Regions from separate parts of the Homo sapiens genome. Here region 1 is linked to region 2. A link is a loop called in an ENCODE intact Hi-C map of the cell type or tissue named here. Cell type or tissue: Caco-2. All regions are shown on one strand. Each heading gives the region's core, and the rest is flanking DNA. Links, peaks and the distances in the headings are about the cores only.

What was found. Hi-C counts contacts between places; a loop is a spot of excess contacts. Peaks named below come from ENCODE experiments on the same cell type or tissue, not always from the same donor. Only the 100,000 strongest peaks of a DNase experiment are listed, where the experiment ranks them.
Region 1: it touches region 2 in a loop (2.2-fold over the local background); 1 of 110 quality-filtered maps calls a loop at or near these places.

Annotation. Positions count from the first base shown.
Region 1 is chr12:12,135,660-12,140,055 of GRCh38, forward strand. It overlaps LRP6 (LDL receptor related protein 6), which reads right to left. Exons shown (of 23, transcript NM_002336.3): 16 at 2,666-2,875. Among named protein-coding and RNA genes, the nearest start is that of MIR1244-4, 26 kb to the left of the region's middle. In Caco-2, for the core only: no CTCF peak of the experiment used is centred there; no DNase peak of the experiment used is centred there.
Region 2 is chr12:12,070,293-12,074,688 of GRCh38, forward strand. It overlaps BCL2L14 (BCL2 like 14), which reads left to right and starts at 647. Exons shown (of 6, transcript NM_138723.2): 1 at 647-845. RefSeq lists enhancers at 854-943, 2,691-3,378. In Caco-2, for the core only: no CTCF peak of the experiment used is centred there; DNase peaks (open chromatin) are centred at 589, 869, 1,220 and 1,959; H3K4me3 peaks cover 2,065 bases.

The DNA.
Region 1 (4,396 bases), core at 185-4,184, 65 kb after region 2:
ATTTTTCCGTTTTTAGTAAAGATGGAATTTTACCATGGTGGTCAGGTTGGTCCAGCTTGGACTTTTATTTCCACACAATATGATTCTTCACTCAATCTCTACACAACCTACAAGAAACTACTTCTATCTAACCACTGTCCTTATATATTTATATATAAAATATTTTAAGATAATGGTAAAGCTCATCTTAATTTTTGTGAATATGAAGAAATGTTTACTGAAACTAAAAAATTGCTAGGGAGAGGCCGGGTGCGGTGGCTCACGCCTGTAATCCTAGCACTTTGGGAGGCTGCGGCAGGTGGATTGCCTGAACTCAGGAGTTCAAGACCAGCCTGGGCAACACAGTGAAATCCCGTCTCTACTAAAATACAAAAGAAATTAGCTGGGTGTGGTGGCATGCACCTGTAATCCCAGCTACTCGGGAGGCTGAGGCATAAGAATTGCTTGAACCTGGGAGGCGGAGGTTACAGTGAGCCAAGATAGTGCCACTGCACTCCAGCCTGGGCGGCAGAGCAAGACTCCATCTCTACAAAAAACAACAACAAAAAATTGCTAGGGAGAATGCTGAAACTTGAGTATTATTCTATTTAAAATATAAGAATTCTCCTATATTAAGATTTTTAACTCAGAAAATCCGTATATCTGAAAGACAACTTCAGTCAAAAAGTGTATCTTAATGAGGAATCCATTGAGAATTAAAGAGTTATTAGAAGAAAAAAACTTAAAAGGCACATGTAACAGAACAATTCAGAAACAAAATTATTTGGTCAACTGCAAAAGGTAACTTGTAATACTATAAATGTCTAACTTCCTCATACATGGGCTAAGTAAAGAAACCACTAGGCAACTTTTCAAAGTCTGTTTCACAAGTTGTATTTTTAAAGAATCATTGTTTGGAATTTTCTGTTTAGCCTGTATTAAAAGCAACTTGACATCTGTCGTCACAAAATATGAACATCTAATATAAGCCACCATTTATTATTTGACTCTCTTCCACAATAACATTGGTTCTGCTTCAGTTTGTGTTGAGACTGAGGGAGTCAGCTATCTACAAATGAGCATACTGTCCAAAACAGACATCACACATTATATAGAATATACAGTCTATGTAGCAGTGTTTCTCAACCTTTAATTCCATGACATTTTTGATAAAAATCCCATTCTCTTTAATATTAGAAATTTGAAAAAATGATTTACCTAATATACAATCATATTTAAATAGTTATTAAATAAAACCTCTCCCTTGAAATTCTGAAAATCTTGAGATTTTCTGTAATAAAATATTCATGTATCGACTAAATAAATAACTTAGGTATGATATCATTATCATATTTCTATTAAATGTTCAGCCTGAGCTACAAGTCATACCATAAAATGACAACAATTTTTAACTTTCTAATTCTCAATTACTTGTAACTTTACTTCTAAATTCATGAACTGTACCAACATAATGAACACTTGTACAGGGCTACTCCTGTTTCTTCATTCTCCTTTCATGCTTAAATTCAATTTAAAAGCACTGAGCTGAGAAGTTACAGAATTTCAATAATTGTCTCTCTCATACTCAATTTAACATTGGCATCCCCGGTACCATCATGTATGATCAACAGTAGTGACTGCTAGGAAGGCACTTTTTAAAAAACGTTTTGCATATATAAACTCATTTATTCCTCTCTATGATTAGGGTAATTTTGATGACAGATATGAATTAAGAACTAGGCCAAGATGACTAGCCATTTTCAAAAAAAAATAAGAAAATATTTCTGGCTACTTTTCTTTTTTCCTGGGGCTCATGGAGATGGCTATTTTTCTAAGCTGGGAATTGAAATATTTATCCCAAAGGGGGGGAAAAAAACCAAGCACCTACTAATTAAACAGAGTCTTCTCTATGTTTACACACTAATTTTTAGTTTGTTTTGCCTAAGAATAAGATTAACCCATTATAACTATATTCATCATTATATAATTTTTACTTTTTTTCAAGCTATGGGGGGAAGTATAGAGAGGGAAGAAAAGAAATAGATGCTTTATGTTATCAGTATTCCCAAAGGAACTGAAGGAGAGAAAAACAAGGCATGATAAGCAGTCATTGTTGTACCAGGAAATATTCTTTTTTAACAGGCAAGACCCATGCCTTTCCCCCATTTCTGGTTTATGAGATTATGTTTAATTTGGAAAAGCTCCCGGGTAAGGTTGACATAAGGCTTTAAAAGCATGAAGAGGCTGGGTGTGGTGGATCACACCTGTAATCCCAGCACTTTGGGAGGCCAAGGTGGGCAGATCACTTCAAGTCAGAAGTTCGAGATCAGCCTGGACAACATGGTGAAACCCTGCTTCTACTAAAAATTAAAAAAAAAAAAAATTAGCGAGGCATGGTGGCATGCACCTGTAATCCCAGCTACTCTGGAGGCTGAGGCATGAGAATCACTTGAACCCGGGAGGCAGAGGCTGCAGTGAGCCAAGATCGTGACACTGCACTCCAGCCTGGGCGACAGAGTGAGACTCCGTCTCCAAAAAAAAAAAAGCATGGAGAGTTCAAAAAAATGGCAAAACTAAAAGTGCATGAAAGTCTTCAAGGAAACAGAGTTTAAAAATCCACAAAAGTACATATTAATTTATTATAACACATGATTCCTCCAATTAGCTTTATCCCATTAACACTTACTGTATTCTTGAAGGTTCAGCTCCTTTACTGCATGAATGTCACTAAGCTGGGCAATTCGAGCTTGGACTTTGGTTCTACCCTCTCGACCTGTCATGTCAATTTTTTCAATCATTTGCTGCTGTTTATCAATCCAATAGAGCCAGTTTTCAAACACAGTAAGTCCCACAGGCTGCAAGATATTGGAGTCTTCTAATACTATCCGGTTAGCACCTTGGAAAAGGAGAAAATTCAACAGAAATGACTCATGTGGGTCAAGTTATACTTTTGGTAATTATTTACTGACTACCAGTTAGATTCTACAGGTAGAGAAAAGAAAAAAAAAACAAGATCTCTACCACAAAACTTAAAAATCATGGTAAGACATACACTAGAAAACAGCCAATAAACTAGATATTAATATGCAATCAAGAGCAAGTAAGTGCCCAATGTGCAGTAAATATTCTAGTTCATAGAAATGTAGAAAAGAACTTAGAACAGTAGTTTGAAAAACCCTAACTTATATATACAACAGATAAAAATGGCACTTCTCTGGAGGAGCAGTGGTGGTGGACCCAGAGTTCTGAGTATACCTGAGGCATTTATGAAGAACAGCTTCACTCTCACCCCACCTGGCTTCTCAGAACACAATTAGAAAAAATGACTGACTCACCCCAAGGTAAGAATTATTTCTAATCATCTCAGACATAGAGTCATCCAGACTCTGAGGAGGCAACTTCTGCTATTGTTGCACAGTGAGAAAGTTCTTTTATACAGTGGGCTAAAATCTGTGTTCATACCCCCCACCCTGCTTTATTCAGTTTCTCCCTCACTCAAAAAGAAAAAATATACTCATTCCTTCTTTTTCATAACAGTCCTTCAAATATTTATAGAAAGTTCACGGTTCCTAAGTCATGAGTTCAGTCAAACAAAGACATTAGCTGATATTTTGGAAGTATCAAGGAAAGTTTCAGGAAAGAGGCAAGCAAAATGCCAACTTTTTAATAAATGAAGAAAAGTGGGGAGATATTCCAGATGGGAAGGCATTGCCTGAGTCAACATTCAGATGGTAGGCTAAGCACAAGTTTACTTATATATTCTCTCCTAAAACTCTACTAATATGGTGATTGAAAAAATTTTAGGCCGGGTGCAGTGGCACACACCTGTAATCTCAGTAATCTGGGAGGCTGAGGCAGGAGGATCACGTGAGCCTAGGAGTTCGACATCAGCCTGGGCAACATGGCAAAATGCCATCTCTACAAAAAATATAAAAATTAGCCAGGCATGGTGGCATGCGCCTGTAGTCCAGGTACTCAGGAGGCTGAGATGGGAGAATTCCTTGAGCCAGGGAGGTCAAGGCTGTAGTGAGCCAAGTTCACACTGCACTGCAGCCTGGGTGACAGAGTGAGACCCTGTCTCAGGAAAAAAAAAAGAAAGAAAGAAAAAGAAAATAATTTTGAAGGTATAAACCCATAAGGACAAAGAAGGCAGAAGAACAGAAGAGAGCAGGAAAGTGATATAAATTTTGGAAGCTGGAGAATAGATAGACCAGGGATAATGACACAGTAGCCCAGAGAAAGCTAAAGGCCTACAGCCAGTGAAGCTAACAATGAAATTAATTAGCTCAGAAAGTGGAAGCACCAGGTATTTTAGAATGGAACAAAGGTAGGAGTTATGTGGCTGGGGCTGAAAGAGGAGTACTAATTGAAAATATGTGTAAGAAATTACACAGCAATGTTCTCAGTATTTTTAAGC
Region 2 (4,396 bases), core at 262-4,261:
CTGATAGGGATCCGTAGCAAGATACTTCACCTCTCTGAGCCTCAGTTTCCTCATCTGTGCAATGGGAATCGTAACGCCTGCCTCTCAATGTTGTTAAGATTAAATATGTTGGCCGGGCGCAGTGGCTTACGCCTGTAATCCCAGCACTTTGGGAGGCCGAGGAGGGCAGACCACCTGAGGCCAGGAGTTCGAGACCAACATGGTGAAACCCCTGTCTCTACTAAAAATACAAAAATTAGCCAGGCGTGCTGGTGCAAGCCTGTAATCCCAGAAACTCAGGAGGCTGAGATATGAGAATCGCTTGAACCCAGGAGGCGGAGGTTGCAGTGCGCCAAGATCGCACCACTGCACTCCAGCCTGGGCAACAGAGTGAAACTCTGTCTCAAAAAAAAAAAAAAGATTAAATATGTGTACAGTACCTGTACCATGTTAGGCGGTCAGTAAACATTTGTTTAACTAACAACTGATAAGGATAGTAAAGAAGTATCAGAACACCCACCTAGTTATCCCAAAGGGCAGGAAGAGTGCTAGGTAATGGATATAGAATTCCTTTTAGAGTCAAATTACACGGGCAAAGATCAGCCCCTCCTTCAATTAAAAAGCCAGGGGCAGGGCGTAATAAGGAAGTGGTTCTCCTTCTTTAAGCCTCTTTTCAGGCTGAGTCCTAAACCTGAAGAAAGTTTAGAGCCTGGGGCTCTAAACTACCTGAGTCTTTCCAAACGACAAGCCAAGAAGACCTGTTGAAAGTTTCCTCTTAAGTTTCGTGGAGAGAGACTCAGGTATAGAAATATCCTTACTGCCACCTGACCTGAAGCAGAAGAAATCACAGACAGCTTCCAGACCAGGTAACACCAGGAGGCACCAGTCTTCATCCTCAGCCTTTGCAGGAGGACACAGCCTGGTCTTTAGCTGTTTGCCAAATGAGGCAGTCTAATTCAGGGAGCTCTTTACTGGGTTTATTACAAAGTTCTTATCATGTAAGTCTCAGGACACAAAATGACATTGAGAATCTAGTTTAGCGGGGTTTCCAGGAAAGACGAAGAAAGGTTATTTAGGTTTCTCTTTCATTTCTCTTTTGCTACAAAGGGTTTGGGACATTCAGTTAAGAACACATTACTGGTTGAGGTATGTGACGTTACTCAGTCTTCTCTGCTTATGTATCTGGGGAGGTATGCAATGACATGACAGCCATTCCGTGGCCAGGGACACCACTGCCCAAGCTGGAGACCACGAGGATTCAGGGACTGAAGCCAGCATGGGAATTCCTGGTTTGAGATCAGAGTCCTGAGTACCTCGTGGGAACTTGGGCACTCATCCGCAGGAGGTCTAGACCCCCAGAGAATTCCTTGAGTCTAAGGCACAGGTAAATGGAAGACCCTTCTCTCTCCTCTCTCCCCTCTAGAAAGCTCCCTCCTCCCTGAGCTCCCTGTCCCCTTCTTTCCACAATCAGAGCCTCGGACCTTCTGTTTGGTGAATATGACCTGAGGCTCTGTCTAGCATTCAGCTTCTATTGTGGGAAGTTAAGGCACTTTCTCTCATTCCTCATTTCACCTTTAGTATTAAAGAACAGTCCAGGCAGAAGGCACGAAGAGCCTGAGAGGTCTGAAGTGAGGGGGAGAGGAGAGGGGCAGAAGGGGAGGCTCCGGACAACAGAACCAAGCTGAGCTTAGGATGTGCTGTGGGAGGCTCCGTGGGGATGAGTGTCAGTGCCCACGAGATCCACTCAGGCCTCAACTGTGTGTCCTGAGCACATGAAGTCAGCTCTTCTGCTGGGACAGCCACCAAGGGATTCTCCACACCCCTCACCGCTGGGACAGGCAGAGGCACAGCGAACCAGGTGTCCAGCGTAACTGGGGCACTGGGTGGTGGCCGCCTCTGTGTGTGGAAACACGAGGTGCTTGCTGCAGTTTCCTCTGTGTGCTTATCCGTTAGCTGCCACCCACCGGGAGGGAAGTGAAATCTCACCTCAACAAGTGAGTCCGCAGAGCGAGAACCGTGCGACAGTGCGTCTGCCAATACCTGGAATGTAGGTGTTCGTTGCAGTGTGGCCTTCCCAGCCGGCCTCTCAGCACACCCGGCCAGGCAGCCAGTGTTCCCAGAGGACACGCTGGGGCCAGACGTGGAGGACCCCGGCCACCTCGGGGAGGGAAAGAGACCAAGAAAAGAACCTCTGTAGCCTTGCTTCTGAGAGTGCAGGTTTGTTACAGGTAAGGATCAGGAAGGTAAACATAGGGCAGTGAAGCAGGGTTGTGTCCTCTGCGGCCCTGAATTAGAATAAGCCTCACAGGTCTCACCCAGGAACGGAAATCTCCCCTCCAGGTTCTGAACCAGCATTCAGAGGCCCCACCCAGGGCTTCTGTCAACATAAGCATAAAACTTATGGTTTACCTTTCCATAAACCCCAAAGTTGGGCTTCTTGTATAGAGTACAATTTCTGTAGGAAGAGCTGAAAGCAGAAGGGATCTAACCTGTGATAATACTCGATCGCTGCTGCTTGAAAGTAAGACTTAGCTATACACTGAACAATCAAGTAATTTATAACAAGGATTAGAGGAAACAAAAACTCTGTGTTTGTGTGGGTGGGTTTTTTTTTTTCTTTATTTTTGTTTCTTAAGAGAGTGTCTCCCTCTGCCACCCAGGCTGGAGTGCACTGGCGCGATCATAGCTCACTGCAGCCTCCAACTCCCAGGCTCAAGCGATTCTCCCCCCTCAGCCTCCCAAGTGGCTGGGACTGCAGGTGCACACCACCACGCCCAGCTAATTTTTTTCATTTTTTGTAGAGACGGAGCCAAGGCTGGTCTTGAACTCCTGGGCTTAAGCGATCCTGCTCCCTGGGCCTCCCAAAGTGCTGGGATTACAGGCGTGAGCCACTGGGTCCGGCATCTACATTTGTTAAATACATTAAAACCCTCTTAATCCTTTGTCTCCGTTTGTTCTCTTTTGCTCCCTGCTCTCCAGGCTCTTGTGGCGGAGGCCCCCGCTCCCTCCGCTGTAGGGTAGCCTCCTTCTGGGGCTGGCTCCTGAGCACTGTTCTTTCTCCTCTCTCTCATCCTCTCTCATTCTTAGCTTTGCCTGTCGACTGGGCCAAGTCACAGCCTTTCTGGCCTGTAAGACAACAAAAATCTCACATTTTACTAAATGGAAGGACTAAGTACTCTGTCTTGACTTCAGTGGTTTCCCCGATTTCTGATGTTGCTGCTGAAATAGCATTAGCAAGCTTGTTTCTTAAAGAAGCCCTCTCTCCAGTGACAATACTCCCCCCGCCACACACACACACATGCACACGCACACACAAACATGCATGCACGCGCACACACACACACAATTTTAAAGCCCTCGTGTTATATTAAAAAGGTCTGGATGTTTTTAACATACATGGAAATTTCTTCAGCAGCACAGTGTTACTGGTCTGACGAGGGCGCACAGCCTCCTACCCAAGGACACAGTTCCTGAAGGACCAGGGTGCACATCTGGCCTGCAGTGCCCTGAGCCACTCTGTCCAAAAGGAAGCCTTGAATCAAAAGCCTCATGAATCCTCTCCTGAGAAATTCCATGTCTGGTCTCTTGCTAGACTCAGCCTTTTCCCCACCAAGTCTGCCGCACCTAATTCTGACCTCACCCTGCTTGGTGGCCCGCTTTGCCTGCTTGCACGCACCTCAGGTCTCAGTGTGTCTCAGCAACAGCTTCCCCTCCTAGGGTGGCCAGAGTTAGCAAGCAAGAATGCAAGACAGCCAGTTATGTTTGAATTTCAGATAAATAACAAATATAAGTGTCTTTTAGCATATAATATTTTATTTGGGACATATACTAATATTTATTATATATTAGTCTCATGATATTTGGGACATATACTAAAAAATTATTTGCCCTTTATCTGAACTTCAAATGTGACCAAATGTGTCCTGTATTCTGAATGTGTCTGGCAGTCCTATAATCATTCATTCAGTCAGTCATCAGATATTTGAGCACCTACCATGTATCAAGCACTATTCTAGAGAGCCCGGATAGCTCAGTCAGTAGAGCATCAAGCGCTACTCTAGGTGCTGGGGAAGCCAGCCAAAGTCCCGCCTTCATATCTTACAGTATGTCTACTTTGTTTTTATATACATGTACACTATATATACTTGAAGATATGTACCTTTTTCTTTTTTTCTTTTTATTATTTTTTTTTGAGACAGAGTCTGACTCTATTACTCAGTGCAGTGGCACCATCTCAGCTCACTGCAACTTCTACCTCCTGGGTTCAAGTGATTCTCCAGCCTCAGCCTCCCAAGTAGCTAGGATTACAGGCATGTGCCACCATACCTGGCTAATTTTTGTATTTTTAGTAGAGACAAAGTTTCACCATGTTGGCCAGGCTTGTCTTGAACTCCTGACCTCAAGTGATCTGCCCACC